2 separate regions of the Homo sapiens genome follow, and region 2 is linked to region 1. A link is a contact called in ENCODE Hi-C or POLR2A ChIA-PET data. All regions are on one chromosome and are shown on one strand. Each heading gives the region's core, a stretch centred on a gene start or an enhancer-like site at or near the end of the contact. The rest is flanking DNA. Distances are from core to core; before and after follow the strand shown.

Region 1 (4,759 bases), core at 1,255-3,754:
TCCATGACTTTCCACTCTTCATCAAACCTACTATGGAAAAACACTCAAGTTTAAAACTGTTTATTGAGTTTTCATTTCCTTCTGAAGGTTCCCTTGTCACGGAAAACTGATATTAAATAAATGTGTATGCTTTTTGCTTGTTAGTCTTTCGTTTGATACAGGGGTCTCGAGCACTGAACCTAAAATAAGTAGAGTAAAACTATTTTTTCTCCCCTACAATACACACACACTCTTAATGCTGCTAGGACCGTGGTTCCCAATCATGATACCGTGAACCCACAGGAGTGTTATAGTGTTTTTAAATTTTTAGGGGAACACAGAAATATCAGTCAGACACTACACAAACTGCTACTACTAAATTTGGGCCTAACTACTTAATAAACGAATGAGGTATTCCTATTTTCCTAGAGTCACCATGAAAAAATTACCAGATATTAAGGGTGGAATGAACTAGGAACATTTGAGAATCTTTGTGCTAGGAACATCTTTAATGGCTATGTGTGTACATAAGAATGGCTTTGTTGCATTGTTTTTAAATTAAATTGAAACCATATTAAAAAGAAATACTTTCAATCTGTTTTTCTTTCTTCAAAACAAATTTTACAAACTTACTCTAAGCAAATCCTCAACTAGATTTTCATATTTCAGTTTAGCATTTATATTTACTGCCATTGTGACTTGGAACATATCATATTACTTTTATGCCTCAAATTTTTATATTTTAAAAGACCTATATTTATTATGATTGCAGATATTGTAACTTAAAATATAATGATTTTAGATATTTGTTGGCAAAAATACAGAATATGTTATGTTTCTTGATCTTTGTGTTACAAAAGTTTAAATGAATAAACTAATGTACAACTTATAATTTTATTTCTGCCATGTAATATTTATACCAGTAAAGTTTAGCAAATGATAAACAAAATTTCAATAAGCTTACGAAATTGCTGAATTTCAAAATGAAAGTCTATTGTCATTTCATTTCACCTGCTGGGAGACAGACACACTAGGTTTTCCAAGGAAGATAAGAACATACTGGAAGATTGCTGTGAAAAATTTAAAAGAAAAGGTACCAACTCCATGTCCTCTGTCAGACTTTATAGTTTTAACTGTACATTACCAAACATTTAAGAGTCAACAGAATTCAATTACTTGCCAAATCCTTATACAATGTCATTAGCTAACAAATCTGAGGACAAAGGTCTCCCTAACCATGTTACAGGATGTTCCTCCAGTGGTTTCGATAGTTTGCTAATTATCTACATTACACAAGAGTCATGAGCATTACAGAGGCAAGTCTAGCCTGCTATGCTTTATTACTGCTATAATTACTGCTGTCGTTTTCTCAAGTACTTTCAGTAAATGCTTGTCAAATGACAACTTTAGCTGGAAAATTAATCATTATTTTAAAATCAATTGTTATTGTGAGCCTTAATATTTCTATCACTAAATGCAAAATAATACTTATTACCTTTTTTCCTGAGACTGTGTAATAAGGGTAGTATTATAATTTGCTGAATTTTATGCTTGATAGTATCATTGTGAAAATATTTTTCTTACTAATAACAATCCAGAACGGAAACACTCAGAAGAGTATTTTCCTTTAACAACTTTGAAAACAAATTTTCAAAAATTTTTATCTACTCACACGACATTTACCTTTTTTATCAGTTGTGAGTGAAACCAACAGGAATAAAATGAAGGCCTTAAAAGAATGAACAGGCCGGGTGCGGTGGCTCACGCCTGTAATCCCAGCACTTTGGGAAGCCGAGACGGGCAGATCACGAGGTCAGGAGATTGAGACCATCCTGGCTAACACGGTGAAACCCCATCTCTACTAAAAAATATACAAAAAAATTAGCCGGGCGTGGCGGCGGGTGCCTGTAGTCCCAGCTACTCGGGAGGCTGAGGCGGGAGCATGGCGTGAACCCGTGAGGCGGAGCTTGCAGTGAGCCGAGATCGCGCGGCTGCACTCCCGCCTGGGCCACAGAGCGAGACTCCGCCTCCAAAAAAAAAAATTAGCCGGGCGTGATGGCGGGCGCCTGTAGTCCCAGCTACTCGTGAGGCTGAGGCAGGAGAATGGCGTGAACCCGGGAGGCGGAGCTTGCAGTGAGCCGAGATCGCGCCACTGCACTCCAGCCTGGGTGACAGAGCGAGACTCTGTCTCAAAAAAAAAAAAAAAAAAAGAGAATGAACAAGGTGGTTGTGCTTGACTTGGTGACTCTCTGGTTTTAAAAGTAGCAGTGAAGAAACCATCTAGATTCAAAGTAAGTAATGATGAGTAATTCTACCTACACTAAGATAGGAGTCCAAGACGTTGACTGAGGCAGAATTTCTAGATACATAGAAACGAGCAGAAACCTAGAGACAAAGGGACTGCCAAGCTGAAGTCGTTCGTGTGGCTATTCAAACATTTTGAGTTTACATGAATTGCCTATGAACTCTGTGAACTTCTAAGCCATAAGAAAAGTGTCGGCCGGGCCGGGTGACTGACGTCTGTAATCCCAGCACTGTGGGAGGCCGAGGCAGGTGGATCACCTGCGGTCAGGAGTTCTAGACCAGCCTGGCCAACATGGCAAAAACCAGCCTCTACTAAAAATACAAAAATTAGCTGGGCGTGGTGGCTGTAATCCCAGCTACTTGGAAGGCTGAGGCAGGAGAATTGCTTGAACCCGGGAGGCAGAGGTTGCAGTGAGCCGGGATCATACCACGGTACTCCAGCCTGGGCGACAAGAGCGAAACTCTGTCTCAAAAAAAAAAAAAAAAAGAAAAGAAAAGTGTTACTGTGCTGTGTCCAAGATATAATCATAATGAGCCCTTCATGCAAACTGCATCCTGTTACAACCAGCTTTCAATAGGCCTGAAATGCTTGTCAAGATGTGACCCATTATCCATGTCCCATATCAAATATACACAGATGATTTCAGTAGTAATACTACTACTTAGTTTAAGAAGTATTTTTATATTATAAAATATATAATTGGGGTAGTGGTATGTTTTAATATTTAAATAATTGTCCATTTCTATAAGGCATAGAGAAATGTAGCTTTAGTGGATTTTGTATTACATGACTATTCCCTTTTTTATCATCTCAAAGCATATTTTTTCTTTCTAAATTGATTTTCTTTGAAAATTGAACATATCAAGTTTTAGAAGGCCAGTACTGAGAAGGCATAATGGCTTCCTGAGCTAGAATCTGAGACTCAGTTATTACAACAGAGAATCTATTTATCTCTCTGATGATTTAGGGCAGAAAACAGGTTGAGAATCAGTAGTCTGGATTTATTTATTCTATTTGCACAATGTAATACTGAACCAATTTCTCCAAGTGCCTAACTTCCTTTCTTGGAAGTTATGGAGCAATAACTTTTAATTGGAGAGTGATAAAACCAACCCACATTCCACATTGTTGAGATGCTTAACTAATAAGCATGTTTTAAAGGCACTTACACAATGGAGAGCCCTTTAACCAAAAAAATAAAAATTGATTTGCCTACTAAGTCCATTAACTGTACATAATGACACAATTTATTTGCACAAGAATTTTAGAATATTGGCAGTATTGGGTAATATAAAGATTTTGAATAGTGGCTTTAAAAGCCACCAAAAAATACAGTACTAAAAAAATTATATGGTATTAAATATAATAAAATTCCGTTCCATTGCAAAGTCAGAGGTTATATGCAAAATATGCGAAAGGCTCCCAACCTGAGGGCTGGAAAAAAACAGGGCACCAGGCCTATAAGGAATAGTTGTGTTTCCTGTTGCTCAGTAACTGTCCTGACCATGAAGAGAGATTTCACTGTGTCTAATTTTTTCTGGTCCTCTATAGGATGACTAAAGCAGAAGAAAAGAGTTAAGAAAAAGCCAGAATTCAGAAGACCAACTAGAAATTAACCTTTAGCATGTGGATCATTACTCTTAATGAAGAGAAATCATTCTGCTGCTTATGCAAAATCTATTGGTCTCTTCTGTGTTATAGTGTAGCTCAGTTTCTTCCTGAAACTCTTTGTATTCCTCTACGATAACTCTTCTACTATTATAGGAATTATTAATATTTTAACCTGTCTGCTTGTTTTATCATATCTGAACTCTGCAGACTTTGTCTCATTCACCTTTGTATGCCTAATGCTTGTTAATGTGTGAATATATAAAGACAAAATATTAGGATGTATTTTCAAGATTTTTTTTTTTTTTTGACACAGTCTTGCTGTGTTGCCAAGGCTGGAGTGCAGTGGCACGATTTCGGCTCACAGCAGCCTCTGCCTCCTGGGTTCAAGCAGTTCTCGTGGCTTACCCTCCTGAATAGCTGAGATTACAGGCGTGTGCCAACATGCCCGGCTAATTTTTGTATTTTTAGTAGAGACAGGGTTTTACCATGTTGGCCAGGCTGGTCTCGAGCTTCTGACCTCAAGTGATCCACCCGCCTTGGCCTCCCAAAGTGCTAGGATTATAGGCGTGAGCCACCATGCCCGGCCTATTTTCATGATCTTAAAAAACTAAGAATAAACTCGATTCCCAGAACCTTACTTCTATACATATAAAACATGCAAAAATCTACCTTTAAATTTTAATTTAGATTTCAAAATGTGTTATTCTCTTTCTTTCTTCCTCCTCTTTCATTCCACCCTTTACTTTGTCCTTTACTTACTATTCGTTGAAAAAGCAATTAGGTAGGAAGTCAGTCTAGCAAGCTTGGTAGATTAACTACATATGGGGGGATTGAGCAATTAATACAGTAAGATAATGGAAGCCG
Region 2 (4,759 bases), core at 765-3,264, 91 kb before region 1:
ACCAAATATTTAAGTCAAATTTCTGTGTACTACAAAATGTCCACCTGAAGTCCAAAATATATAGGTTCTTGTTAAAGACCTTGTTAATGGATTTTTTAAACATCAGGATATAATATGTCTACATAAAAGATTTTTCTTAAATCAAGTAAAGGAAATAATTAGCTCTTCCCCAGTAAATGTAAGATTGAGAATTATTTTGTGAGAAGGTAAGCAAATAGTTTTGGGAAATAAATACTCAGTTAAAAAAAAACAGTGGCTGAGATCATCCTGTTTTAACACATATTATGTTATAATATAAAACAAACATTTCTGAGGAGCCATGTAGAAACGAATCTTTTCTCTTTGAATTATTTTGTATTACTGGCCACACAGTAAAAAAGCGAATTCTGTCCGTCTGTGTTCACATATGTGTCATAACTGCACTTATTTGCTCTGCAAATACAAAGTTTAATGAGTGTAGACACTTGTACATCCATCACCGGGCTTGTTATACTCTAGGTTAATGCAGCACCAATCAAACGGCAGATATCTAAAATCTTGCCAATTCTCTGTGAAACATGCATGGTTTAAGTATATTATTATGTTAAACAAATAGAAGATGGCCAGGAAAGACGAATCCGTATCTTAAAACAATTGCTGTCAAATGAGTAATATGAAGTAGAAAAGGTATTTAAAGTTCAAATTAAAGTTTACAAGCCTTGGGAAGAGGAAAAATTGGTATTTTCAATGTTGCTTTGCCACATTCTTTAGTCTTTTGTTAAATAAAAATGCCAAGAGAGTTAAAAAATAAGAATTCTTCTTTAGCCTAATAAAAGTTTCTTGTTTGGACTCCATTTTCATATATATTAAAAAAAATAAGTTCTGTCTGAAGGCTGGGTTTTTAAGATTGGGCCAAAAAGAGACCACACCTGGTATGGCCTTACATCAATGCCACCATCATTCTGGGCTCCTAAATGTTCATGAAATTTCTTCTTCTGTCTAATCTTGCCTCATCAAGTCTCTTCAAAACCAAATCTAAAAGAGCCAGATGCAACAGGAAGAAGAGGACTCATAGAATTAGCAGATGATGTCTTCCTACTATTTGTTTAGTTTCCAGTAGTCTGAAGTGCGACTTTTCCAGTATGCAGACTAAGGGGTTTAAGGAAACTCTATAACCCAGATAAAGCACTGAGGTCAGAAAAATTGAAGAGAAATTCATCATAATTAAGAGCACAATTGTTTAAAAAAATGCAAATTTATTTCAACAACTGTATTTGAATATCTTCATGAAAGTGCACTCCATACATCTGTTTTCCTCCTGTGGCTATTTTCTCATCTTTCTCCCATGATTTTGGATCCTGCCTTCCAAGTAACATTCATTAAGCATTCAGCAAGATCATACAGGAGGTTTAAACAATGATGATTGTTATTCAGACACACCTCAAATCAAAACATGTCCTAGAAAACATAATAAATTTTGGAAGCCTGACTTACTAACCTTGTTAACTTGCATTACAGGAATGAGTCCTCTTCTTTGATTCCACTCTGTTTATGTTGTGTATAAATCAGGATTCCAATACAGAACAGATAGCACACTCAAATCAGGATAACTTGAGTAGGATGTATTTACAAAAAGACTATTTACAGAGGTGTGGGTGTAGGAGAATCACAATGGGTAGTGTAAGAATGCTAAGTTGGTAAGGAGTTAACACCCCTAAGTCCAAAAGGACACAGGGAAGAAGTTATTGAAACTGGGAGAGAGCCATGTGGAGAAGTTCACCTTGAAAGGGTAAGCGACCTTCCAAGGAGAGCACAGCAGCCCTAGGGGATCTGGCAGAGTCTCTTTCCTTCCTCTGTTTTCCAGCACACCAGGAAGCAGGAGGACATGGGAACCTTGATTGCCTCAAGCAGCAGTGCCACCTTAGGCAAACTTCCCATAAGCTATCAAGGGAAATAAAAACATCTAGATCTTTCGCAGTGGTTCTCTAAAGGCTCAGCCTAATTAAAAGCCAGAGGGTGCAGGAGCCAGGTGATAAAGATTATAAATGAGTCATCATCCTGGGGCAAAGGCAAGCATGGAAAAATGAAGTCTTAATCAGAAGATAGTCAACATACTCTCTGTGCCTACACATACTCCTTAACACACAAACAGACTCAAATACATCATTGAAAAGCTCTCAGAAAGGAATTTTCCTTGGAAATCACTTCATTGATGTCTTTCATGTTCAAAATTTCCACCATTAGATACTTCAGATATTTAAAACTTCTGATAATCTATAAATTTTGGATAGTATTGGTAGTAAAATGGAAAGGAAAAAAAGAAACTAAGTTTTTGAATACTAGCTCCTTTACATATCTTATCTCACTTAATCTTCAAAATGACTCTATTAGCTATACATTATTATCCATGTTTTACTGATAATTTGAAACTCAGATAGTTCAAATAACTTGCCTAAAGCCACATAGGAAATACAAGGGAAATCATAGAACCCAGGCCTGCCTGATTCTAAAGCCTATTCAGCTTATACTTCAGCACTGCTGCACTTGAGCACTTTAACCCAAAATAGTTTAATACTTTCCTGGCAGAGGACAGGGCAGGTAAGAGTTAACTAAAGATATAAAAGGGGAGAATTGGTCGTCCGGAGTCCAATGTCTATCAGGTAGAATATAAAAGGGAAATTCCTAAAGGTGAAAGGACTGGGATAGTTAGGAAAGAGTTGATATCTAGGGAGAAATGGAAATAAAAGGAGAGATTAAATACAATCTGTGCATTCCTCCCACTGCCCCATCTTGTTAAACCAGCCCAGCCACTTTTCAGTGTCCATGGACTTTGCACCTTAGGTTTACACCCTTCCACATAGGAAGCATTTTATAATGTCTGCAGTGATGCAATACCTCACCCCTAATAATAATTTCAACTGCCTCCCATCTTGCCCTACTCTTACCTGCAATGGACTAATGACTATCTTGAGGGCCGATGACTCTCCCGGTTGTATCTGACTTTGTACACGTGTGCTGTGACAGTAAAATTAAACCTGCATACTCAGATAGGAGGATGTTCTTCTCAAAGAGTTTACATCTTGATAGCATAAAATGAGTCAGTGAATCAAGGCAGGGATAACGATTTCATAGAAATCATAAAGGGAATATGCTATTAGACTTGAGAATTAATTTGCACAGAGAACCAACAACGTGGAACCCAAATATGAATGTGTCCTCTCTGCTTTAAGGAGTCTGCAAGCAAGAAACCATTCCACAAGCAAGAAAATCCATGCATCTGTCATTTTTTTCCCAGAGGCAAAAAAAAGCAACTGGAAGTGACTAGCAAGAAAGATTACAGAGTTATGCTCTTCTTCTTCTTCAAGATGGACTCAGTGCCCTACTATGGCATTCAATATTTTCTTTTTTAGAACAGAGCTAGAAACCTCTAAAAACAGAACACAAAGAAATAACTTCCAGGGTTGGGCAGGCACTCCCTGAGCAATGGGGAATTACCAGCATACTTTTATTTTTGACTCAAATTCCACAGTTGTCATAAGGCCAAACATTCTTCTACCTTCTTCCATTTCCACACTGGATTCTACAGAACTTATTTGTGAACGATACGTTTACCCAGCTCGCCTCCCTGCCTGAACTGTGAAATCATTTCAAACAGCTAACTGGATAAAAAGCTTAAAATAGGGTGGCCTTTATTCTTTATCAGCTTAAAATTGCCAAGCAGCAGCCAACTTAAGCTTTGAAGAAATGTAGAAGATCTTTGGAGCTATTTATATTTTCTTTACCATCCATGGAATGATTTAATTCAGAACTACAGTAAATGAGACTCTAGATCCTGGAGTATTTTTGATCAAATATCTGGATGGGCTAGGCTACTTTAAATTACTCATATGGTTCAGAAATCAACAGTTTGCAAATTGTTTGGAAACTGAGAGACAGTTTGAAAACACTGTTTCTCCATAAAATTCATACAAATCATAGTACATAATAATATGCAATATTTATATTATGATCAATATGTACATATATTGATGTGTCTTGATGCAAGAACTCCTAGTCTGTTAATGAGGAATGTAGGATTTAAGAAGTCTCTGCCACAAATTACCTGGGAATTTCTGGTGATGTCACTTAAACCCTATGCCTCAGATTCCTTTTCTGTTAAATGAAAAGGTTGGATTAATACAGTTTTCAAGTGACAATCTGAAGAGGATTCAGCTCTCTGAAGGGGTGACTTAGCTGCCATTACTGGAGGTGGCAATTAGGTCTTCTCTCAATCCCCCTGCCACCCCGCAACCATGATCACCATCAAAGCAGCTCCACATTTTTAGTTTTTGTGTCAGATTTTGCTTGAAGACCACTTTTAAAATCTTTAAAAGCACTGACTACTGTATCTCTTTGACCAAATTTGTGACTCTGAATTTTCATTTTCATTGACATATGGGTGTGTTTTTTTGCAAATCAAATATCATTTCCTCTGATGTATGAAATAGGTATTAAAAAAAGTGTGTCCAACAAGATATATATGTACAACAATGATAATCATATTTTATTCTTCTGAAAACGAGCAAACTCCTCTGCTTGGATATATTTCTATACTTTTCCTGATCCTAATGCTCTACTATTTACATTTGAACAGTTTAAGAAGACCTAAGTGGGTTTTAAAAGTTGGGTAGGAACTAACTGGTAACTGGCAGAATAACATCTCTCTTTGAAATGACTGAATTATATAATTGGTCCTCCAAAACACATAAATATACAAATATATTCTCCACACCTCCCCCAT

Evidence for each region. Hi-C counts contacts between places; a loop is a spot of excess contacts on that map. ChIA-PET counts read pairs that join two places held with the same protein, here RNA polymerase II (POLR2A). Pooled maps may share reads with other maps.
Region 2: a loop to region 1 is called in a map of PC-3, with 7 times the contacts of the local background. The contact joins two enhancer-like sites. A Hi-C loop is called at or near these places in 3 of 168 maps with a recorded cell type or tissue (Caco-2, PC-3 and mucosa of descending colon) and 3 of 50 pooled maps. POLR2A ChIA-PET finds 5 or more read pairs at or near these places in 4 of 52 experiments (IMR-90, MCF 10A, PC-3 and 1 more).

Annotation. Positions count from the first base shown.
Region 1 is chr7:12,708,921-12,713,679 of GRCh38, reverse strand. No RefSeq gene overlaps it. Among named protein-coding and RNA genes, the nearest start is that of ARL4A, 24 kb to the right of the region's middle. Within about 2 kb of position 2,504, at least 3 of the 41 ENCODE cell types and tissues checked have a DNase peak (open chromatin) inside an H3K27ac peak, as active enhancers do.
Region 2 is chr7:12,799,451-12,804,209 of GRCh38, reverse strand. No RefSeq gene overlaps it. Among named protein-coding and RNA genes, the nearest start is that of ARL4A, 110 kb to the right of the region's middle. Within about 2 kb of position 2,014, at least 4 of the 41 ENCODE cell types and tissues checked have a DNase peak (open chromatin) inside an H3K27ac peak, as active enhancers do.